Linked DNA regions of Homo sapiens: regions 1, 3 and 4 are each linked to region 2. The links are chromatin contacts, found by Hi-C or POLR2A ChIA-PET in ENCODE. All regions are on one chromosome and are shown on one strand. The core of a region is the stretch at or near the end of the contact, and the rest is flanking DNA. Distances in the headings are between cores, read along the strand shown. Region 1 holds the start of KLF15 (KLF transcription factor 15). Region 2 holds the start of MCM2 (minichromosome maintenance complex component 2). Region 3 holds the start of RAB7A (RAB7A, member RAS oncogene family). Region 4 holds the start of RAB43 (RAB43, member RAS oncogene family).

Evidence for each region. A loop is a pair of places that touch in the nucleus more often than their neighbours do. ChIA-PET counts read pairs that join two places held with the same protein, here RNA polymerase II (POLR2A). Pooled maps may share reads with other maps.
Region 1: a map of CD8-positive, alpha-beta T cell shows a loop between it and region 2 (4-fold over the local background). The contact joins the promoter of KLF15 here to the promoter of MCM2 in region 2. A Hi-C loop is called at or near these places in 2 of 168 maps with a recorded cell type or tissue (CD8-positive, alpha-beta T cell and naive thymus-derived CD4-positive, alpha-beta T cell) and 9 of 50 pooled maps.
Region 3: a loop to region 2 is called in a map of ascending aorta, with 4 times the contacts of the local background. The contact joins the promoter of RAB7A here to the promoter of MCM2 in region 2. A Hi-C loop is called at or near these places in 1 of 168 maps with a recorded cell type or tissue (ascending aorta), 4 of 37 single-sample maps with no recorded cell type and 9 of 50 pooled maps. POLR2A ChIA-PET finds 5 or more read pairs at or near these places in 1 of 52 experiments (MCF 10A).
Region 4: a map with no recorded cell type shows a loop between it and region 2 (9-fold over the local background). The contact joins the promoter of RAB43 here to the promoter of MCM2 in region 2. A Hi-C loop is called at or near these places in 2 of 37 single-sample maps with no recorded cell type and 9 of 50 pooled maps.

What each region holds. Positions count from the first base shown.
Region 1 is chr3:126,355,459-126,361,219 of GRCh38, forward strand. KLF15 (KLF transcription factor 15) reads right to left here and starts at 1,950. Exons shown (of 3, transcript NM_014079.4): 1 at 1,779-1,950. RefSeq lists enhancers at 492-1,251, 1,252-2,011 and a silencer at 1,910-2,129.
Region 2 is chr3:127,593,514-127,599,660 of GRCh38, forward strand. MCM2 (minichromosome maintenance complex component 2) reads left to right here and starts at 4,898. Exons shown (of 16, transcript NM_004526.4): 1 at 4,898-4,959; 2 at 5,805-6,034. The coding sequence starts at 4,954. It also overlaps a transcript of TPRA1 not described here. RefSeq lists enhancers at 4,576-5,533, 4,887-5,006 and a silencer at 5,037-5,196.
Region 3 is chr3:128,721,994-128,727,564 of GRCh38, forward strand. It overlaps RAB7A (RAB7A, member RAS oncogene family), which reads left to right and starts at 4,190. Exons shown (of 6, transcript NM_004637.6): 1 at 4,190-4,366. RefSeq lists enhancers at 3,914-4,043, 4,073-5,057 and a silencer at 4,324-4,613.
Region 4 is chr3:129,118,028-129,124,166 of GRCh38, forward strand. RAB43 (RAB43, member RAS oncogene family) reads right to left here and starts at 3,777. Exons shown (of 3, transcript NM_198490.3): 1 at 3,259-3,777. The coding sequence starts at 3,462. All of the region lies in intron 11 of ISY1-RAB43 (ISY1-RAB43 readthrough), which reads right to left. RefSeq lists an enhancer at 1,861-2,806 and silencers at 3,587-3,766, 3,787-4,006.

The DNA of each region.
Region 1 (5,761 bases), core at 700-3,199, 1.2 Mb before region 2:
TCTTCCCCCAGCACTGCAGGTGGGAGCTGCTTAGTTAGATCTCGGCTCAGAAGTCACCCCTGTGGGGGCCTCCAGGCCCACTCTGTTACATCATCCTATATTATACTCTTCCCTGCAGTTTCTACTGTGGGAAACTATCTTGGTGATGTGTTTGTGAACTTTCCTCCCTGTCTACCTTCCCATCAGAATATCAGCTGTCCTGACTGTTCACTCCAAGGCCATATCCCAGAGTCTAAAACAGGACCGGGCAAAATTTGCTGAATGAGTGAATGGAAGGTGCGGGGGAGAGCGGGGGAGGTCGGAGAGTAGGAATGGGTGGCCCAGGTCAGCCAACAGGGTCTTAATGCTGGGCTGAACGTCCCAAGGGGGAAGCACCCAGGCACTGACAACCCAGAAAGGGCTCTGGGATGTCCCAGGGCACCGGCATTAAAGAGAGGACACTCTAGGGCTGGAGCTGGCTCGGCCCCTGAAACACAGCAGCACGTGGGGCGGCCAGAGGCGCAGGCTGCGTGCAGGGGGAGGGGACACGCTGTTCCGGGCACAGTCCCCGGCTGGCCGCCGGACTCCGCCCCCTCCCCTGGCCCGGCCAGGCCTGCTGTTTATCCTCCCGGGGACACAGCGGCTGCAGGAACAACATGTAATTGATAACAAGCCCAGCGCCGGCCAAGGGCTTGCCATTGGGTCAGCGTGCAAATCACGGGGGTGGCGGCGGGGGCTGTCCTTCAAAATAAGAGTCTCCGGTCCCTGAGCCGCCCGCAGGCCCCAAAGTCGCAGAGTCCGGGCGTCCTCACACCTGTAGGGCGGCAGGGTCTCCCCAGGGGCCACCTGGTCCGGGGGGACAGGGGGAAGGAGATTTGAGGCTCTCAAACAATTGTTGATTTTGTCACCTCCGAGGGCCGTGGGAGAAAACAGCCCCTCTGTGCCCTCCGTGAGAGGGGGGTTCCATGAGTAACACCAAGGCGGGGAGGGAAGAGTGAACCGGACCACCATATGGGATGGGGACGGCCTCTCTGCCCCGCCGCCGCCATCCCTCGGTCAGGCCATGGCTTTGGTAATGTTCGGTCTGAGCGGACGGGGACTCAGCGTGGAGTGAGACGCGTGAACGGTGCGGGTGTGCGTGAAGGGGTGTGAGTTCCTGTCGTGTGACTGCGTGTGCGGGGCGTGGTGCGCGGCAGCCGCTGTGGCTGTGCGGGAGGCTGTCCGCGAAGGACTCGCGCGTGGAGCCGCCGTGGGTGCCGGCGGGTGAGGGGAAACGTGCGTGGGAAATGAAGAGAGCCGGCTCAGACCCCTTCTAGAGTCCTGGACCGCTGCCCGCTGGGCACCATGCCCTCGTCCCACGCCCCCCCCTTGCCCCCGACACTGCTGCGGTGACCGACAGTAACCCCTCCGTCTCCAGCCCCTCCGCCCCCCAACCCCGGGCTGGCCAGCGCGTCCGCTCTCCCCCTCCTCTCACCAGGCCGCGCCGGTGCCCACCATATGGGAGGGCCGGCCCGCAAGGCGCGCCACGGAATCGCCCGGCCAGGCACCGAGGCGGCGGCGCGGGCCTCAGCAAAGTGCTGGTGGGCGACCGGGGCGGGGGGGGTCACCTCCCCCGGGCCAGTCCGACCCCTGCCCACCTCCGCGGGGGCCCATCCCGCTCCTCCGACATTCCTCCAGCACTCGCGCGGTGCCTCCGAGAGCTGCGCGGGAGCACGGCCACGCGCCCCGAGGCCGGCCAGCCCTCTGATCACCCGGGGCCGCGTCCACGCGGCCGGCCGGCCCCGCCGCGCCTCTCCCACCTGAACTTGGCGCACGCCGGACCGGCGGCCAGGCCCCGGCGGTCCTGCGGCCGGGCGGGCTGGGCTGGGGGCGGCGGCTAGACTCTCGGTCCGGCGGCGGCCGGGGGCCGAGCCGCGGGTCCTGCGCTGGCTCGATCGCCCGCCGGCCCGCGGGTCGCTGCGGCGGAGCACTAGCCCGCCCGCAGCTCGCTGGGCACTCACTCCCCGCCGCTCACGTGACGCAGCGGGCGCCGCGAAGGCTCGCAGGAGGCTCGGCCCCGGGCGCGCGCCCCATTGGCCCGCGCTGCGCGTCACACGTCCCGCCCCGCCCTGGCCCCGCCCTGGCCCCGCCCCGGCCCGCCCGCGCGGCTCCCGGACTTGAGCGGCGGATGCTCGGGGATCCCGGAGCTGCCAGACGCGCACGCCCCCCAACACGCTGCCTGGTCCCTGGCCCGCAGCCACCTCCTTGCTTCCCACCTCTCGCCGCTGTCTCGCGGCGTCCACGAGGGCCGGCTTCTAAAGCTCGGTTCCCAAGGTGAGAACGTGAGACTGGCCTGAAGACTTAAGAAAAGCTCTGAGATCGCCCCAAAGTGCAGTCTGCGTGATTGAGCGGGAAGCGCTGGGGAGCCTGTCTGGCCCGGTCTGGCCCACGTCCCCACCTTCATCCCCAGCGCGGTACAAGCAGCTCTGTCCCCCGCTGAGTGTCAGATAAATCACTTGCCTAGAAGGACGTATTTTTGGATAAATACGGTATTGGGCTTTCAGCAGGACAATCAGTTACCCTCCGGAAATTGCGCGCGCTCTGCGCTGCCACCCTGCCCTCCAGGACTAAGGAGGTTTGCTGACCGGCCCCCCCCCCCCCCACCTGAAACCAATGACACCTTGTCTCTGGGGCACCTTTCTGAAGACCAAACAATGCTTCGCAGTCTACAAAAGCGTTCGTAGACTGCTTTAGTCCGCAGCAATCCTGGCTCGCATTTGGGTTCCCGCTTAGAGACAGGAAGAGTAAGGCTCAGAGTGGCTTGCCCAAGAAAAACACGTGGGCTGACGGTGCTAGGCACCCTGCTGTGCCCTTTAATCCACACTCCAGCTGGATCCTCAGCCAAGCACTTTACAGATGAAGAAACCGACTCAGAGAGGGCACCAGCCCTCCCCAGCCCCACAGCTGGGAAGGAGCAGGTAGAGAGGTAGAGCCAGGTCATCTTGCAGACACCCCCAGGCCACCTGTGCAGAGCTGTCCTACTGAGCTTCCTTCCTCTCCCCTCCTGGCACTGGGAGGTGGGGAGCATTTTCTCCTGCTTCTTCTTGAAGACATTGCTAGAACAGGAATTTTTAACCATACCCTTTCCAGGCTCTCTGGAATGCTATAGGTCTAGGCTTGCTTGACCAGGGATCTGGGGACACTGTGCACCAGGTCAGTGCCAGGGATTCAGCTGCTGCTGCCACTAGGAGCCAAACCAATGCGTTGCCAGAGGGCTTTAAGGACATTTGTGTTGAGGATGGTGAGAGGCTTTCTAGTTCACAGAAGTTGGAATGACCACTCTGGCATTACAGCAGCCCTGGCTAGCCTGGGCAGAACAGTGGAATTTGTCCATTTTCATAAGAGAAGAGATAGAGGCCTGTATTCCTCATTTTGTCTCAGTGCAGGTCTGGATTGGGCATAGCCACAGCACTTCTCCATCTGCCCTGCCCGCCCTCGGTCTTCACTCCTCACATACTCTCAGTCTAGTGCCTCCCATCTCCTTGGTGAAAGCTGCAGCAAAAGGTCAGAAAAAGCTTGGAAGCAAAGACACATCGTTAGCACCTTCAGCACACAGGGAGGAGGCCCCACTGGCTAGAAACTGGAGAACAGCCAAGATGGTCCTGTTAAAACCTGAGTCAGATCAGGTCCCTTCTGGGTTCAGAAGCTTCCAGCAGCTCCCAACTCACTCAGAGTAAGTAAAGCCCAAGTTTTCACCACAATCTTTAATGCCCTACAGCTAGGTACAGCATTTACCCCAAACCATATCTAAGGAGAAAAGCTCCCTCAATATAGTGGGGAGAATCTATCATTGAGATTCCTTGGCAGAAAGGAGAGAACAAAGTCAGGTGGTGCTCTTCAAAACAGATGACCAAAAACAGTAAAGATTTATCTTCATAGCAGTGAAAATCTCTAAGTTTCTTTTCTTCCAAAGCAATTCCTTCCCTACTTCTACATAATCAAGTATAGAAAAGGGCCTTGGAAGGATATAAATTATATTGGTTAAATATTGTATGACCTTGCCTATAAAACCATTTGGGCCTGGTGCCTTTTTGGAGTGATCTTTCTCCATGCTTGAATTTCACACATTTTACCAGGATATGTCTGACTCTAGCCTCCTTCTGTTTTCATTGTTACTACTCTATGCTTGGTGTATCCTTTTAATCTGGAAACTCAAGTCTTTCTTCGTTCAGGGAAACGTTCTTCTATTGTCTCTTGTTTCCCCCTAAACAGCTGCATGGATTGCTCCATCGCATACTCAGGTCTCTGCTCAGATGCCACCTTATCCCAGACACCTTCCTCACCCATCCCGTCTAAAACAGCACATCTGCTGCCCTCAGTTTCCTGGCCTCTGTTTATTTTGCTTCATGATCCTGATCTTTATATTATTTATTGATTTGTTTCTTGCCTGTCTCTCCTATCAGGAGACAAGCTCCTTAAGAGCATGGACTTGTATTTTTTTATTCACTGCTGTATCCCCAGAACCTAGAACACTTCTGAAACATGTTGAGGAAATGAGATTTTCTTCTTGCCCCAGTAAAGCTGCCAATGGATATGGGATCTTTGGAGAAGCTCTTCAAGGTCTGGTGCTCTCTTCCACAGTACTGTAGCCACCAATCTTGTCCTCATCCCCTGTTCCACACACATACCTGAGACTTCCAGCCTCCCCACTAGCTCATGCCTGCCCGGGGGTCTGAGCCCAGCCTGCCCTCTTCCAGGAAGCATTTTGAGGGCCCCATTCAGTGGCTCAATGGTCTGTGCACAAAGGGCCCACTGTGGCCATCAAGCCCTGTGACCTCCCACAGTGACTGACTTCTCCTCACCCTTCCCAGGTGGGAAGCAACAATTCCCCCTACTCTCAGCTCCCCTGTCCCCAGCCATGCTTCAAGGGTCTCTGGCCAGAGTCCCTTACCTTCTCACCACCTCTTCCTCTAAGGGCTGGGGTGCTGAAGAGATCCTACCCATTCTGGGCTCAGGAAGTGGTTTTGAGCTGGAGGCTAGGGAATAGGCAGGCAGAAGGGCTGCTGGTGCCCAGGGGCCAGGAAAAACATGCTGCAGGAGGTTCCTCAGGCTGGGCTGGACCGTTTCCCCACCAAGCAGACCCCTGGTGCTGTGTAGACAAGAGGTCAGGTCTGTTCTGACACCAGGCGACTCAGATGAGGGCCCACTCCTCTCTCATGACCAGTGTTGTCCCCACCCCCAGCCCCCCAGCCCTGAGCACACCTAGCTTTGAGGAACATCAGCCCAGGGACCTGGGGACCTGGTGGTCCAAGAAGACACAGAGAAGGGCTGAGTCCTGAGAGCCTCTGCCCTGAGAGCCTCTGCCCCTGGCTCTGAGCATTGGCAAAGCCCCAGGTATACCCCTGCCCGGAGGATCCAGAAGCAGCAGGGGCTGAGGTGGGATGAGAGCTCCAGCTTCCCCTGGTCCATGGACACATCAGTGTGGTGCTGGGGTCAGAGGGCTCCTCAGCTTCCCCTCATCCCCGTCTCTGCCATGAGTTGTGGTCTCTCTGACACCTGACAGATTTCCAGGCAGGCAGGCAGCCTGAACCCCAGCCTAGTGGGGCTGTACATGCGTGGCAGCCTGGACTCTGGTTCTTTCACACAGTCCCTCACTGCTGAGTGGCCTTGGGCAAATCAGTTTGTCTCTCAGAGCCTCAGTTTCCTCATCTATAAAATGGGTGCTCAGACCCCTATCCTACTTACCTCAAAAGGTTGTTTGAAGATAACCAAAGTAAGAGATGGGAAAAGGCATTGGAAAGTA
Region 2 (6,147 bases), core at 3,648-6,147:
GAGTGATGGTAGTAAAAGTCAAGTGAAAGCCTCTGAGACCCCACTATCACCACCACCCACCCCGGCCAAGAGAGCAAGCACATAAACAACATCACACACCAGAGAAAATGGCGGAGACTGGTGCCACCCTTGAAGACCAAAGACGTGTGGAGGGTATCCCCCACCATGTACCTATTTAATTCATCAGTCTGACCTTATAAAAATAAACAGAGTGGCAATGGACTATTGCAGATTCAGCCAAGTGGTAGCCCTGACCACAGGTGCTGTGCAGGTGCATTGCTAGCACAGACAGATCAGCACGGCCCCCGCTTCTCAGGGGCCATCTGATCACCACACTTTTTCATCCCTATCAGGGACCATTTGCACTCATAGGAACGGCCAACAATACACACATATGGTCTTGCCCCAGGCCAATGATACCTTTCCCATCCTTTGTCATCACAGTCTGAAGGAGACTGGGCCATCTGAACGTCTTGCAGAACACTGCACTGGTTCATGGTGTCAATGACAATGTGCTAATCAGGATGGATGAGCAGGAGGTGACAAGTACATGGAAAACTTGATGAGACATATGTGCTCCAGCGGGCAGAAGATTAAACCCTATGAAGAATTAGGGGCTTGCCACATCAGTGAGGTTTGTAGGGGTCTGGTGGTGTGGGGCACACCAGAACATCCCCCTGCACACTCCATCACAGAAGAGCAAGCACAATGCTTAGAGGCCTCTTTGGGTTCTGGAGGTAGCAGATTCCACACCTGGGAGTGCTGCTCTGACCCACATATCTCTGGGTCACATGACATCAAAGGCTGTCCCTCAGGCTATGGGACCCACAGACCCCATGATACTAGAGGCATACATGGTGGGAAGATATGCTGTGTGAAGCTTACAGCAAGCTCTGGTGGGAAAAACCACAAAGTAGACCCCCTAGGGTTCTGGAGCAAGACCAGGTCATCTATAGTAGAGAACTAGACACCATTCACAAAGCAGCTCTGCCAGGCTACTGGACCCTGGTAGAGATGACTAGGGGACATCAAGTGACCATGAGGCCAGAGCTGCCCCTCATGAACTGGGTTCTGTCAGGCCCTCTAATATGTAAATTCAGGTGGGTGGGCCTAGCAGCAATCCACTGAGACTGTAAGCAATCCGTTGTACATCCACATCACCTACCACTGCCACAGCAGCTCCTCTGCCTCAGTTCACAACTACGCCAATGGGCAGTTCTTACGGAGGAAAAAGGCTGCGCTTGATCACAGCTGAGCTGGCTCAATACATGGGTCAGATGTAGTACCTGGATGTGCAGCGGTCGCATGGAGCCCTTGAGGATGAAAGCCACAGGCTACAGATGGTGGAACCAGAATGGGGAGGAGACTTGTCCTCGGCGATGTCCTGAAGCAGCTGCCCCAGCGCTGGATGCCTACTGACCTGGGAAGAGCAAACCCCAAGGTGATGTGTCCTGGAGCAAGTCCAGCATGACTGTTGGCTGGGGTCCCAGCTCCTCACTCCCCAAGCCTGTCCCAGGCTGCCTGAGTGTCCTCAAGACATGGATGCTGCCTTCTCTCAGAGTGAGCAAAGCTGCAGTCTTTTTGTAACTGAATCTCCAAAGTAACATCCAACCACATCTGTCCTATGCTGTTGGGAGGAGATCACACAAGGGTGTGAATACCAGAAGGCAAGGGCCATCAGGGCCATAATAGAGGCTGCCTACTCACCCCACCCACCTTTCTGTCTCTCCTACCCTGCCCCCAACCAGTGTTTAAACATGTCCAAGAACCTCTCATCTGAGAAAAAGCCATATCCCACTCCAGTGCCTGTCCCAGCTCTCACAGTCCATTCCACACCTGGGAATGCCTCTCTGACCCATACATCTTTGGGTGACATAAAAGCACTCCAGCCTCCAACTAGTAACTCACATTCACCCTTCTCACTTCCCTGCATCCTACCTGTCAACACACTTCAATGTAGTGTCTGACTCCAGACACACCGGCCAGCCCAGATCTGCTATCGCCAGGGCCACTAACAGCTCCTAGTCCTTATCAGATGACCTCTGGGCAGCCAGCTGACCCCATCCACCATCTTGACTGCTCTCTTCAGTGGCCTTTGGGAGGGCTCCTGATAATCCCCAGCCCTGCTAGGATCTCCTCTCCTTCAGTGTGGGCCGGACCTCAGGACTCACTTCTCGCTAAGAGAATATGGCAAAAGTAAAGGAATATCACTTCCAAGACATGGCATCTGTCTTGTATGGCCTCTCTCTCTTGTTCGCTTGCTCTGAAAGAAACCAGCTGCCAGGTTGTAAGCTGCTCTGTAGAGAGGCCCCCACCCAAGAGCCAGTGGGAAACTAAGTCTTCAGTCCAACAGCCTATGAGGACCTGAATCCTATCATGTGAAGAAGCTTGGAAGGGGATCCTCCTGAAGATGAGCCTTCAGAGGAGACAGCAGCCCTGGCCAATACCTTGCCTGCAGCCTTGAAAGACCTTGAAGAAGAGGCACCCAGTGGCATCGTGTCCAGATCCCTGATCCACAGACACCGAGACAGTGGGTGCTAATTGCTTCAAGGTGCTAAATCCCAGGATAATTTTTTTTTTTTTGAGATAGAGTTTCGCTCTTTTTGCCCAGGCTGGAGTGCAATGGCACAATTTCGGCTCACCGCAACCTCCACCTCCAGTGTTCAAGTGATTCTCCTGCCTCAGCCTCCTGAGTAGTTGGGATTACAGGCATGCGCCACTACGCCTGGCTAATTTTGGATTTTTAATAGAGACAGGGTTTCTCCATGTTGGTCAGGCTGGTCTTGAACTCCTGACCTCAGGTGATCCACCTGCCTCAGCCTCCCAAAGTGCTGGGATTACAGGTGTGAGCCACCATGCCTGGCCATCCCAGGATAATTTTTTATGCAGCAATAGATAACACAAGCCCATGCAGAGTCTCTTCAGCTTTCCTGTCAGCAGCTCCTAGCATCCGAGGTGCATCCTTCACATCCTTTGTTGGTGTCTCTTAACTGTTGGGGTTTCCCAGGTCCCAGGCTTAGACCTTCTCATCTCCCTGCACTCACTCTGGATTATACAACCACTCCCAAGGCAATCTACAGCTTCAGTCCAAACACGCCCTTGAGTCCCATACATGGATATCCAACAGCTTCCTGGATATGTCCCCTCGGCCCAAATTCAGCACAGCCAGAAACAAACTCATCTTCTTCCCCCTTAAATTGCTGGTCTTCCTGTGCGCTCCTATCTCAGCTATCATCCACCTAGCTAAGCCAGGATCCTGGTGTCATCCTGCATGCCTCTTTTGCTGTCCTCAATCACCAACACCTATAGACCCCACTTCCTGGCCGGGCGTGGTGGCTCACGCCTGTAATCCTAGCACTATGGGAGGCCAAGGCAGGCGGATCCACTTGTCAGGAGTTGGAGACCAGCCTAGCTAACAATGGTGAAATCCCATCTCTACTAAAAATACAAAAATTAACCGGGCACAATGGCGTGCATCTCTAATCCCAGCTACTCGGGAGGCTAAGGCACGAGAATCGCTTGAACTTGGGAGGTGGAGGTTGCAGTGAGCTGAGGTTGCACCACTGCACTCCAGCCTGGGTGACAGAGTGACTCTGTCTCAAAAAAAAAAAAAAGATTCCACCTCCTAAACATCTTGTATTTCCAGTTCTCTCCATCACTCCTGCCTCCCTACCCTGGGTCCCAGGCAGAGATGCTTGTTCACTGCACAAAGTGCCTGGCTAAGAGGGTTGCGATTCAGCCCTGCCTCTGCTCACTAAGGCTGCCTGGAACTAGACAAGAACCACAGCAACCTCCTCGTTTGCTGCCTTCAACCTCGTTCAATCCACTTCCACCTGGTAGCAGCCAGAGGGATTCTAAAACCCACACTAGTTCACGTCTCACCCTGCTCAAAATGCTTCCATGGCCTTCCATTGCTTTCAGAATACAGAATAGTCAAACTCTCTAGAAAAACATCTAGCTCTTTTTTGATCCGGATTTTCTCTCCCTCAAGTCTTGTCTGTTGCCCGGCATCATAAGCTCCTAGGGTTAGTTCTTAGGGAGGGGCTTGCACATCCGGGCCCTGCCATGACCTCTGCAGCTTTGCACATGGCATCCTTCTATCTGTAACATCCTCCCTGCGTCTTCGCTCCCCTGGGCAAAGATAACTCCTACTAAAGCCTCAGATGTGACCTCCTACAAAATCCCAGAGTTGTCCAGCTGCTTGAAGTATTGAGCCTTTGAGCTTTGGGAGAAGTTAAACCATTGTGCTCCTAAGACGGTAAGAAGCGTCAGAAAACCAGGCTCTGAACCTCTGCTGTCTTTTTTTTTTTTTGAGACGGAGTCTCACTCTGTCACCCAGGCTGGAGTGCAGTGGCGGGATCTCGGCTCACCGCAACCTCCACCTCCCAGGTTCAAGCGATTCTTCTGCCTCAGCCTCCCGAGTAGCTGGGATTACAGGCCCGTGCCACCATGCCCAACTAATTTTTGTATTTTTAGTAAAGACTGGGTTTCACCATGTTAGTCAGGCTGGTCTCGAACTCCTGAGCTTGTGATCCGCCCACCTCGGCTTCCCAAAGTGCTGGGATTACAGGCGTGAGCCACCGCGCCCGGCCTCTGTTGTCTTGTCAGCAAAATGGCCCTGGTGTGACCGAGGTCACGCAGCCAGCAAGTGTCGTCGGGTCCCCTGGAGCCTCAGCTTCTACCTCCGCTCCAGCTCCCACCACAGCGCAGGCGAGCGCACGCGCACAGCGCCGGGCCGCACACCTCCGGGCTCTGGGCGGAGCGCCTCGGGCGTTGTAGGCGGGACCGGACCCTCTGGCCCGCCCCTCCGTGTCCCTTCTGGTCGCCAGTGGACGCCGACGTCATGACGTCGCGTTCCGTAGGGCTCTTCCCGGGCTTTGGTGGGTCACGTGAACCACTTTTCGCGCGAAACCTGGTTGTTGCTGTAGTGGCGGAGAGGATCGTGGTACTGCTATGGCGGTGAGCGCGCTGGCGCGTGGCGGGCGGGCGCCGGGGACATGGGTGCGGAGGCTGCGCGCTTCCCGTACTCTGGCCCCGGCCCAGGGCGGCGCTCTGGGTGAGGCTGGGCCCCAGGCTCTGGGGCGCAGCTACTTTCTCGCCTGCACCCTGCGTGAGGCGACTCGCCTACCTACCACTGACCTGGGGCCCTGGGCTCCCTAAGGCGAGCTCGGCCCGTTCAGCCTCTGTCCTTTATTCACCCCACACATACTTATTGGGCGCCATCTGTGTGGCGCTGAGCGTACAAAAGACAGGCCCCCATTTCACTACACTCCTTTAAACTTTTTTTTTTTTTAATTTCCCAATGATCCTTGTTCCAAACACTACACTTACTTTTGTATTACCTTCTTGTCCCTTTGTCTTGTATACTGTCTGTTCCACATCTGAGTTCCAGACCTCTTGTTTTGGTGGCTCTTCTATGCCATCTCTATCACAATACCTTGCGCACTGTGTGTGCTGAAATAGGTCTAATGCTTAAGGGGAGATAATAGACAGTAAACAGGTAAATAGGCAAATGACATAACCTCAGTGGTTTTTCATGGAGAAAGCACGGTGATGTGGGTGACCCCGATATTTGAGCTGGCTTCTATTTGTTTGGAAGCCACTGACTCAGATTGCTCAGCTGAGAGCATTCCAGGTGAGAGAACAGCAAGGGCAAAGATCTGGAGGCTGGAAGGGGTTTGGTGTGTTGGAGGACAAGAGTCACAGGTGGAGAGAAAGAAGGGAAGGCCCCTGATGGTAAAAAGGAAGCTGTATCATGCCTCACCAGCTTCCTAGGTTTCTGACAACCGCACCTTCTCTTGCAGGAATCATCGGAATCCTTCACCATGGCATCCAGCCCGGCCCAGCGTCGGCGAGGCAATGATCCTCTCACCTCCAGCCCTGGCCGAAGCTCCCGGCGTACTGATGCCCTCACCTCCAGCCCTGGCCGTGACCTTCCACCATTTGAGGATGAGTCCGAGGGGCTCCTAGGCACAGAGGGGCCCCTGGAGGAAGAAGAGGATGGAGAGGAGCTCATTGGAGATGGCATGGAAAGGTAATTTCATTCAAGGCCCTGGACTCAGCAGATAGTTTTGCAGAGAGCCCATTGTGTGCCTGGTGGCCTGGCTTTGGGAGCTGGGAGCAGATGAATCGATGGCATTCTTGCCT
Region 3 (5,571 bases), core at 2,940-5,439, 1.1 Mb after region 2:
CTCCTCCAACATACCTGCTGTGCTTTGGATATGATGTGTTCGTGCCCCCAAAATCTTATATTGAAATGTGATCCCAGGCCAGGTGCAATGGCTCACACCTGTAATCCCAGCACTTTAGGAGGCTGAGGAGAGCAGATTACTTGAACTCAGGAGTTTGAGCCCAGCCTGTCCAACACGGCGAACCCCGTCTCTACTAAAAATTCAAAAATTAGCTGGGCATGGTGGCAGGTGCCTGTAATCCCAGTCACTCGGGAGGCTGAGGCACAATAATCACTTGAACCTCATAGATGGAGGTTGCAGTGAGCCAAGATTGCTCCACTGCACTCCAGCCTGGGCAACAAAGCGAGACTCTGCCCCCTCCAAAAAAAAAAAAAGAAATGTGATCCAGGCAGGCTGAGAGTGGTGGCTCTCACGCCTGTAATCCCAGCACTTTGGGAGGCTGAGGGGGGCAGATCACTTGAGGCCAGAAGTTCAATATGGGCCTGGCCAACTTGGTGAAACTCCATCTCTACTAAAAATACAAAAATTATTTGGGCATGGTGGTGCACGCCTGTACTTCCAGCTGCTCGGGTGGCTGAGGCACGAGAATTGCTTGAACCCAGTGGGTGGAGGCTGCAATGAGCTGATAGCACCTCTGCACTCCAGCCTAGGCGACAGAGCAAAACTCTGTCTCAAAAAAAAAAAAAAAAAAAAGAAATGTGATTCCTCAGTGTGGAGATTTGGGAGGTGGGGCCTAGTTGGGGGTATTTGAGTTGTGGGGGGGTTCCCTCATGAATAGTTTGGTGCCATTCTAGGTAGTGAGTGAGTGAGTGAGTTCTGGCTCTGGTGAGGCTGGATGAGTTCTCACAGGAATTGATTAGTTCCCAAGAGAGTAGGTTGTGCTAAAGCCAAGATGTCCCTTGGATTTGGGCTGGGATTTCAGGCACGTGCCACAGCGCCCGGCTAATTTTTGTATTTTTAGTAGAGACGGGGTTTCACCATGTTGGTCAGGCTGGTAAAGACCAAAACACTTCTAATATTAAATATTAAAGTAAATGTGAACTATATATATATTTAAGACAGATTAATGAAAATGAGCAAGATAATTATTTATCCAATTATTCCATCTCAGGGTCACAGGTGGCCAGTCTATCCTGGCAGCTCAGGACAGGAACCAACCCTGCACAGGATGCCAGCCCATTGTGTACACGTGTGCGCACGTGCACACACACACACACACACACACACAGAGACTGGGACAATTCAGACAAGCCAATTCACCTAAAGGGCACATCTTTGGGATGTGGGAGGAAACCAGAGGAACCAAGGAAAACTCAGACATGGGGAAAGAGTGTAAACTACACAGACAGGGGCCCCAGCCAGGAATCAATTTTTTCTCATCAATGTTATAATTGAAATGATGTTACTGGAGGCCCTGCTCTACTTAACTCCCCCAAGAACCCTAAAAGTCTCAATCCCAATACATCACTGGCTCATAATGGATCTTGCCATGTAAATTGGGTCCAGATGTGGATGAGGTTCCTCAGATATAATTCCTTAAGAACGGCTCTGAGCACTGTTCCTCTGAAGGCCTGTGAGCTAGAGATGTTATCTGCTGTCCACGGACCCAGCATACAGAGTTGGCAAGAAGAAGATAAGCATAGTAGACACTTTTGTTCAAAAGGGGAAAAAACAGGAGCGACAGCTGCCACTGGGTCATAGTAATTCTGAAATCAGCGAGGCACGTGATGCCAGTTCCTTGATTCGAGTCCCCTCCTGCTCCTTGGGAATGATTATCTGCAGCTCCTGGCTCTATCCTCTTGGCTCATGGGTTTCTTCTAAGTTGTCCTTTCTTTCCCATAGGAAATAGTCCATGTTTGCATCTGAATAGCCTTCTCAGAAGGCTTCTTAGAAGGCTGGGGCCCACATGTCCCATTTTATTTTTGTGCTCTGCCTTTTCTGGTATAATTGTCCCTTGCTATTTGTGGTGGATTGGTTCTAGGACTCAGATGCTCAAATCCTGCAGTCAGCCCTGCCAAACCTGGGGATGAGGACTACTGCATTCCCAGTTGCTACTTTACCTTCAAACCTAGCATTTTGATTGGCTGCCTAACGGGGTGGAATTATCATAACTCTTGGCCTTTGAAACTATTTTCAGTTTTCATTCCCCTGAATACTCTGCAAATTGTACACATTGAGCACCTACTGTACCCCAACACTGTTTCAAGAATCAGGGATATCGCAGTGAATGAGACAGACAAAAATAGCTGCCTTGTGGAGCTGCCATTCTAGTGGGGAAGACAGACAATATGCAAATAAGTGAGTAGTATAAGAGGAAAAACTTTGGGAGGCTGAGTCGGGAGGATTACTTGACACCATTACTTGACACCAGGAGTTCAAGACTGCCTGGGTAACATAGTGAAAACTTCTCTTTACAAAAAAAAAAAAAAAATTAGCCAGCCATAGTGGTGCACGCCTGTGGTCTCAGCTACTCAGGAGGCTGAGACAGGAGGATCACTTGAGCCCAGAAGTTCAAGGCTGCAGTAAGCCCTGATTATGCCACTGCACTCCAGCATGGGCAACAGAGCAAGAACTTTTCTCAAAAAAAAAAAAAAGAAAAAGAAAATAAAAAAGAAAAAACAGAGGAGAAAAGCAGTAGGGAGATGTCAATTTTTGTGTTTGTATTGTGGTGACAGGGAGAGGGACTTCAGTTTTAAATAGGGAAGGCTATTTCACTGAAAAGGTTACTTTAAAGTCAAGACCAGAGGAAAGTGAGGGAGTGGCCAAGCAGATACCTGGAGGAAGAGCTTTCCAGGTAGAGAGAAGTACAACTGCAGAGGTCTGATGTAGATGTGTGCCTTCTCTTTTCTTTTTTGTTTATCTTTTGGAAGAGACAGTCTTGTTATGTTGCCCAAGCTGGTCTTGAACTCCTGGGCACATGCAAAGTGAAAGCAGAGAAAGAGTGGACTTACCCCAGAGGCGGATGGTTCTGCAGTGTGCAAGGCCATTTCAGAATACACATAGAGAAAACAGGAGAATAGGTGGTGAGGGTTTTGGGGAAAGAGCCAATTTTGGTTGAAAAAGTAGGGGAAACCCCAGACATTGTACCATCTCAGGGTTGAGACTGCTTGCCTAGCTTTTGAGATTTTTTTTTTCCCCAGACCCCTCAACTCCTGAGATCTTATCGGGAAGCTGCTGATCACCAGTTTTAGGTGTTTTTATCTATTGGGAGACTGCCTTTCTCTGGTCTGGCTGCAACCAATTATTATTTTAGAGAGACAGCTTAACCTGACAACCACGTCATGGTTGCCTCACATTGCTGGTCGGGGAGTGGCCCCTCTCCTGCCCTGCTCAGGTCTGACTACTTACTGTAACAATTGCAAGGTTTTTGGATGGAACAATTGAAAGAATGGAGCTTGCATGAACCAAAATAAGAAAAGACTATGAGAGGGCATTGTTGAAGATGGAGGCAAAAATTCTGAGTGGATCCTGATGTGTTCGGATGGGGCTGGTGCTTGGGAGGCTGCTCTGTGCTTACAAGAAGAGTTCTACCCGGTCCATCTTTATCACATCTTCTCTAATACTAAGTTCAGAGAGGCTTTAGCTCATTTTCCATTTTCTTGGGCTGTCTCCTCTGCCAGACAAAGTGCCTATTTCTCCTGTCTCTATCACCGAGCCACACAATTGCTGTAGTCATTTGCAGTCTACTAGAACGATAACACATATTGGCATCAGACAGATCTTGGTTCAAAACCTCGCTCCACCAGTTTCTGTGTTGAGCTAGACCAAGTGACATGATATACTGAGTCTCAGTTCCTTATTTGTAAAATGGTGATAATAATTTTTGGTTAAGTAATTAAAGTAAGGATAAATGATGCCTTTCGAAGAAGGACACAACTGGAATGGCCAGTTTACCCCTTGTCCCCTCTTCGGTGGCATTATTTATTCTGGAGTAAGGAGGGATGGCTGAGGGAATCTGTCTGTGGGTCCAACATGGCGCCGTCCTGCTCCTTGTATGAGCCTCAAAGATGGGGACAACCATTTGGGGGCAGACATGTTTGTAGCACGAGATCCAGGCTCAGTCCCGAGGCAGCCGGAACGTGACGCAAGGTTGAGGCGGGGCTCCTCCCCCGCACCCTGGCGTCGAGCGTCTCGTGACAGGTACTTCCGCTCGGGGCGGCGGCGGTGGCGGAAGTGGGAGCGGGCCTGGAGTCTTGGCCATAAAGCCTGAGGCGGCGGCAGCGGCGGAGTTGGCGGCTTGGAGAGCTCGGGAGAGTTCCCTGGAACCAGAACTTGGACCTTCTCGCTTCTGTCCTCCGTTTAGTCTCCTCCTCGGCGGGAGCCCTCGCGACGCGCCCGGCCCGGAGCCCCCAGCGCAGCGGCCGCGGTAAGCAGCGGGCCCAGCCCGGCCGGCGGCCTGGCCCCATCCCCCCCCTCAGCCCCTCGGTCGCCAGGGCCTCGCGTCCTCCCTGTCCTCCTGGGCAGGCTCCAGTCCCAGCCCTGGCCACGCGGGCACACCCGGCATCGCTCAGGCCCCCGGAGCAGGCCAAGACCCCACCCGGCTTGGAGAGGTCGGAGGTCGTCGGGCGTGACCTCTGGCCGGGTTGCCCGCCCCGGCCACCCGTCTCGGACGCTCTGTTTACTGTTGGCCTGGATCTCAGAGACCCGAGAGGGTTCCTTGACTTGGGCGGCCCTGCGCCGCGGCAGGACGCGCTGGCCAGTGGAGTTCCTTAGCGCGGCGAGCAGGAGGGTGTCAGAGCCCACGCCGCCCGCCGCCGTGCCCACCCGGCGGGCATGGGTCACAGGCGCTGGGGGCCGAGCCGCGTTCCCATCCGGTTCTTCAGTTGAACAGCCTGACCCTGTTAGTGGGAGTTCCCTGACGGCAACTGAGTCAAGGCAGTGAGTCAGGTCACGTGCGCTGGGCTCGCCTCGACACTTGTGTACATTGAGGCGCCTCTGGCGCTGGGAGACAGGGAGCTTTTTGTCCTAGGCATGTTACGGTAAATCCTGAGAGAAGTTTTTCAACTTAATCGAGGAAAGATGGTAGTTGGATGTAGAGTTGTGTTTCCATTCCGACCGTGTTTGGGGCCTCTTTCTGCATTCATTTTAGGCTTGATACCTAATGGGGTCATAAGGGGAATATTGAGAATATTGACAGCAAATATTTGAGCGTTTATTGTATGCTAGGCAGCGTGGCAAGACCTTTTAACAGATCATTATGTTTAGTTCTTTGAACAACCCTCTGAAGTACCACTGTTGTGCCCACTTAACACAGTGGGAAGTTGAACAGAGAGGCTAAGCCATTTGGCCAAGGTCACACAGCTAATAAGTTACGAAGCAGAGATGCAAGCCCAGGCAGTCAGACTCCAGAGCACTGTATTAAATTTCTAGGTTGTACTGCTTTCACGTACCCCTGAAGCTTGCTGGTTTATCTTTTGCTACCTGGTATCTGTACCTCAGTGCCTCCCACCACCTCCTTTCTTTCTATTGATGTCATTTGAAAGTCTTTCTGGTAGCATCAGTTCTCCCTTAAAGCCATAAGAAATGCCGTTTGCGACTTATCACACATATTGTGGTGTAGTGTCACCGAAT
Region 4 (6,139 bases), core at 2,527-5,026, 1.5 Mb after region 2:
ACCTGGGAGATCAGGCAAGGCCTCTCTGAAGATGTGGCATTTGCGTTGGGACCTGAATGATGAAGTAGCAGTTACGTGGGGATCTAGAGGCAGAGTATGATGGGCACGGGAAGAGATGCAAAGGTCCTGAGGCAGGGGTAAGCCCACCATGTTGAAGGGCTAGTGAAGCTGGAGAGCAGGCAGTGAAGGGTAGAGATGGGCCTCTGTCTGCCTCTCCAACTTTGTCTCCTTCCAGAGGTCCATCTCTTTGGGGAAGGTGTTTGGAGGTTATTCTGGTTGTAATGGGAAGTGGCTACAGAAATAAAGTAATTTGATTAAATCTGTGATTCTCAAATGTTTCGGTTTTTTTAGCAGGAGAATTCTTTAGTCAAATAACAAGAATTTCAACCTACAACTAGATAAAGGTATTGCTCTGACTGGTTGGGAAGCTAGTTAAAGCCCTTCTGACCCTCTCTCTGACCTCTTGGCTTTTCTCCTTACCTTTCAGTACCTCCAAGCTCACAGGAGCTAGAAAACCACCAGGTGATCCATCTCTAAGCTTCCTGAAGCTCTAATAAAACCCAGCATCATTGTAAAGAATCACAGGGAAAGCTTTAGGATATAAGACTGGATGCTTGCTGGACAAGCATCTCGGGCTTCCCAAGACAGGCCCTGAGAAGGTTTATTTTATTTTATTCTAAATAGATACCACGTCTCACTATGCTGGCCAGGCTCATCTCGAACTCTTGACATCCAGCAATCTTCCTGCCTCGGCCTCCCAAAGTGCTGGGATTGCAGGCATGAGCCACTGCACCCGGCCCCTGGAAAGGTTTTACACTGAATCCCTGATGTGCACTTGCTTTCCACAGAAAAAACAACAATAAGCTCTGGTTCATCAAGGCTTTCAGTTAAAATCACACTGCTGAAACTACAGAGACAAAAAACAGATCGGGGGTTGCCACAGGATGAGGTGAAAGGAACTGACTACAGAAGAACAAAAGAACTTTCTGGGTTGGTGGAAAAATTCTCCATCTTGATAGTGATGTGGCTGCTTGTCTGTGTAAGTTTGAGAAGTTCATAGACCTGTAACACCTCAAGTGGTGAAGGTTTACCGTGTGTAAATTAGACCTCAAAAAACTTGACTTAAAATCACATTGCCAAAAGACTACTCAGAGGCACTTTACAGATGGAGGAGGGAAAATGGCTTGCTCCTGCTGCGGCAGCGGACCCCAGGAAGCCTGACTCGAAGGACAGTGTTCCCTCAAGTTCACGGCTGCCCAGCTTTAATTTGGAGCCTCTGCAGTGAGTTAGACTTCAGGTTTTCCTGCCGGCAAAATGAGGTGGTAAACAATTGCCAGAGGCTTCCCCACCACAGACAACGGGATTCTGAAAAGCTGTCCACTATGGGGGAGAAATCTGCTTTGGAGTCAGAAAAACTGGGAAAAATATTCCCACCTCTATCACTTCTTAGCTGTGTGCCCAGGCTCCATCCTGTGTGAGCGGGGGTAAGAATTCCCTCCAGTCAGCAGAGAATGCACCTGTAACCCAGCTGATTCCCAACAGCCTCTCAAGAAGGTCAGCGGCTATAACTTGGAGAGGTGTTTACCACAGCTACACAGCTCTTCTGCTCCCTGGGCCCCGGGCTGCTTCCTAGGAAGGACAATCTGGAGGCAACCATAAGGAAAGAAAATAACGAACTGCCTGGCCCTGCATTGCATAACCCGTGCGCAGTAAACCAGGAGCTCTGCTGGGACACAGTCTGTTATCTCAACAGGTAAACAGGAACCCTGCCCCCTCCCTGACCACCGTCAGCACTGGGCCACCACAGACACTCCAGACACAGACCGATAGCACATGAGGAGGACACCACTGCTCTTTAGCCTGTATTTTCACACTCCCATTTCCCTGCAGCTGCTGGCATCATCACTGGGCACACTCAATAACGGACACTCCACCCACTCCAGCCCTTCCCTGGCTACCTGCTCCAAAAGGGTGGTCCCGAGTGACTCAAAGCTGCCTTCTGCACCTTGCTCTTTTCCATCCACGGAGACCAAAACACAGACCCCAGAAGACGATTAAAATATAATAATAATAAAACCCCTCAGGCAGGAGTTTCTGCTTCCCCGTCACATCTACTGAGAGGCACTGTGGACACATAAAGACTGTTGACTTACTTTTTTCTCCACCTTGGGGCAGGAGGGAGGCAACACCCAGAAATTATCCCAATTTTATAGAAACAAAGACAAAGAGCTACATATCCTAGCCAAAGGCAACAAGGAGCAGGCCTAGAGCCACCCGGAGAGGCAGAGCCCAGCAGCAGCAAGGCTCCAGTGACTCCCATCTCCCTGGCAGAGATCGTCCCAGCCCTGTGCCCTGAGGGTGTCCTGAAGATCATGGGGGCTCGAAACCATGAAAGCAAGCAAAGATTTCTGTACAGTGCGGTTCAGAAAAGTTACTGAGTGCCTTCAGCCCAGGATCTCCTGGTTGATTAGGGAGTACTAACACCTAGGTTAAGAAACTCTGATTTCATTCATCACAAATATTTATCAAACCACTGCCAGGACATTGTGGCAACCACATCCTGCTGTTTTTATTCGGAGCCATTGCCAAAGCTTGGTTCTCTCCCCCACCTTCCGGTATCTGTGAAGTTTTCAGTTTCTATCAAACTCCAGCTGGGGGAGGGAACCGGGGCTGGCCCTAGTCGAGTAAAGTTCCACCACCAGGTCCACAAAGAGACTGCAGGGAGGCGTGGCCAGGCCGGAAATTCTGACAAAAAGTTTTGGCCCTCTGGTCCTAAAAGCAACTACTTCCTGATCGCTCCTAGTCCTGGGGTGGGGATGCAGTTCTCTGGCTGAGTGCCCCGCCGGTGGGCTGAGCTGGGGGCTGCCATCGCGGTGGATGGAGGTGGGGGGTCTGATCTCCGCACTCCAAGGCGCTCCGCTAGTACCTGGAACAGGGGAGTCTAACCCCCTGCCTTCCAATGGCTAAAGTTATTTTGGAGCACAGTCCCCTCCTAGGGTGTGAGCTCCGGAGGGCAGGGCCGCCTCCTCCACACTCCCTCGCCCCCCCCCCCCCCAGCAACCCACGGCCGGCGCTTTGAGGACTTGAACCCGGCCCAGACCCCGGGGCCCAGGCCTGCTCCGACCCGAGGAAGGAAAAAGGGGAAGCCAAAGGAAACTTCAGATGGACGCGGGGTGCGCTCGCCGCGGCCAGGGGCTCCGCTGCCCCCGCCCCACCCTCCGAGGGAGCGCCTTCCAGGGGCCCTGGCCGGCCTCCCACCTTGACCCGCTTGCCCTGGATCTCCAGCGTCTTCATGGTGAAGTCGACGCCGATGGTGCTTCCCTGGCGCTCCGAGAAGGCGCCGGTCTTGAAGCGCTGCACCACGCACGTCTTGCCCACGCTTGCGTCGCCCACCAGCACCAGCTTGAACAGGAAATCGTACTGCTCGTCCGGGTCCCCCGGGCCTGGGCCCGGCCCTGCCATGGCCTAGAAGAAGCCGAAGGGCCGGCGCTCTGGACGCTGGGACCGGCCTGAGCTCACGCAAGCCGCGGGCCGAGCTCCGCCCGCTCCAGCCCACGGGCCGCCTGGCTACGTGGAGCCGCCGCAACACCTGAACCCCCAGCACTGCCGACCGCCTGCCTCGGCCTCGGCCCCGCCCCACCCCGGCTGGCTCCCGCCCCGGCCCGGCTCGGCCCCGCCCGGACCCGGTGCCCCGCGGGTTCGGCTCCCCCCCGGACCCGCCAAGCCGGGCCCTCCGCAAAGCTCCGGCCGGTCCTCAGCTCCGTGCCACACCAGTCTGGCCTGTAGGCCCGCCCCAGCCCGCCCCCGCCCGCCCCCGGCTCCGCCCTCAGGCTGGCACCCACTCCGCCCCCAGCCCAACCCTCGGGCCCACCTCAGCCCGACCCGGGTTCCGCCTACGTCCCCGCCCCCGACTCCGCCCTCAGCTCCGACCTCGACTCCGCCCCCAGGCCCACCTCAGCGCGCCCCGACTCCGACCCGACTCTGCCCTCAGCCCGACCTCGACTCCGCCCACAGGACCACCTCAGCCCGCCCCGACTCCGCCCTCAGCCCGAACTCGACTCCGTCCCCAGCTCCGACCTCGACTCTGCCTTCAGGCCCACCTCAGCCCTCCCCGACTCCGCCTTCAGCCCGACCTCGACTCCGCCCTCAGGCCCACCTCAGCACACCGCCCCGACTCCGCCCACAGGCCCACCTCAGCCCGCCCCGACTCCGCCCTCAGGCTCACCTCAGCTCTGACTCCGCCCCACCCGACTCCGCCCTCAGCCCCGACCCCAGCCCGACCCCGCCCTCAGCACCTCGGCCCCTCCTCCATCAACACCCCGGCGCGCCCACACCGCGGATCCGTCTGGCCCCCAAACCGCTGCCCACCCCGACCCTTCATCAGCTGGGACCCCCAGGTGCTGTCCCGCGCCTCCTGCTCGCCCCCCACCCAGGCCTGGTCCGCCTGCCCGGGATCCCCTACCTGCTGCCTCCCAGACCGCCGGTCAGGGACAGGCGGAGACCATGGCTGGAGCTCCGGGCCTGCAGGCCTAGACTAAGAATGACCCCCTCCGGAATGGATCACGGAGGAAGGGGACGACCACAGCAGTGTCACCTGAGTGCCCACTCTGACAGGCGGGCAGTGCAGTCTCCGAGAGTGGTGGGGGTCGCTCTTCCCAGGGGCGGAAGGGAAGGGAGGGAGCAGGCTGCAGAAGGCCAGAATCCAGGCTGGCTACAAAACTGCGGAGGAGCCCAAAATCCTTGTGAGGAGAGGACCCAGGGCCCCATTTGATGGGAAGCTAGGCCAGAAGGAGGAGCTGGGAGCTCTTGTCTCCAAAAGGCAGCCTAGCAGTGGTTGAAGCAGCTGCTAAACGGCTGGATGACCCAGCTCAGAGCAGCTACAGGCCCATTTGGGAAACTGACCCAGCCAAAAAGCACCAGTCTAGGAAGAGGAACAGAAAAACTTGAAGGGATTTCTGAGGAAGGGCAGACCAACTCCTGAGTTGGCCCAGTGAACCAGGGCGCCTCAGAGAAAGGAGACCCAAACATCTGTAAGAAGCTTATACTAGATCCAACAGGACTGGGCTTCCCAGCTCCGAAGATGGGAAGGAATTGACAGCACCCCTTACCCCTCTAGACAGCTTCCTTGTGGCACTCCAATTCCAGGTATTCAACATATTTAATGAATGGCTACTACAGGCGGGCATTGTCCTGGGGCCTTGTAATGCACCTGTGGACAAAGCAGACAAAAATCCAGGAGAAAAGGGGAAAGTCTTCAAGCTGAAGGAGACTTCGCAGAGAGCAAGTCCCCCAGTGCCACTGTGAGGACCCCAGCCAACCTTTCAGGTCAAGATAGAAAGGGACTGAATGAGCAGTCTGCAAAGGCAGACCCCGTGGAGAAGGCAGAAGAGTTGTTTCTTCTGAAAGTTTGAACTCCACTCCCATGGGAAATACCCAACAGAATCAGACAGGAAACCCCAAAGTGCCACTGAAAAGCAATTGAGAGCCCCACTTTGGTACACCTGATGGGAGCGGAGAGTTAGAGAGGCAGGAAATAACCTCCACTCCAGGGTAGAAGTAGACAGGAGATGGGATGGAAGGTTTCTGCATGCTGGGACTAGCTCAGGTCAAAGTCCAGAACTCCAGAAAACAAGGCCTGCCCCCAGCTCAGAGCAGCTACCACAGCACAAAATGGTGTGGAATCCAGGAGCCAGGATGAAGCGTAGGGGTAGACGGTGGTTGGATAGCTAACTGGCCTTTCCACTGCTCTAGCCTGGAACTGGTTGGGCTGGGGCAGGGGACATGTTGGTCTGAGTATAGATTTTGTCAGAAAACCCAGGCACCACTCCCTTGCCTTTGCGGGGTGATTCTAAAATTGGACTGTGGTAAGGGTTGCACAACTCCTCAAGTTTATTAAAATCATTAAAATGTAAACTTACAACCTGTGGGTTTTATGGTATGTAAATTATACCTCAATAAAGCTGTCTAATATCTGCATTTCCTCTTTTGGTGGTAAATTCCTGAGTAGCACAGTGGCATTTTATTTGAAATGGAATCATGCTAATTTGAAATGCAGCAATTAAAAAATATTTATGTTTCATTTAATACACCAAATTTGAAAAAATGTATATTGCACTTTTTTTTTTTTTGAGACGGAGTC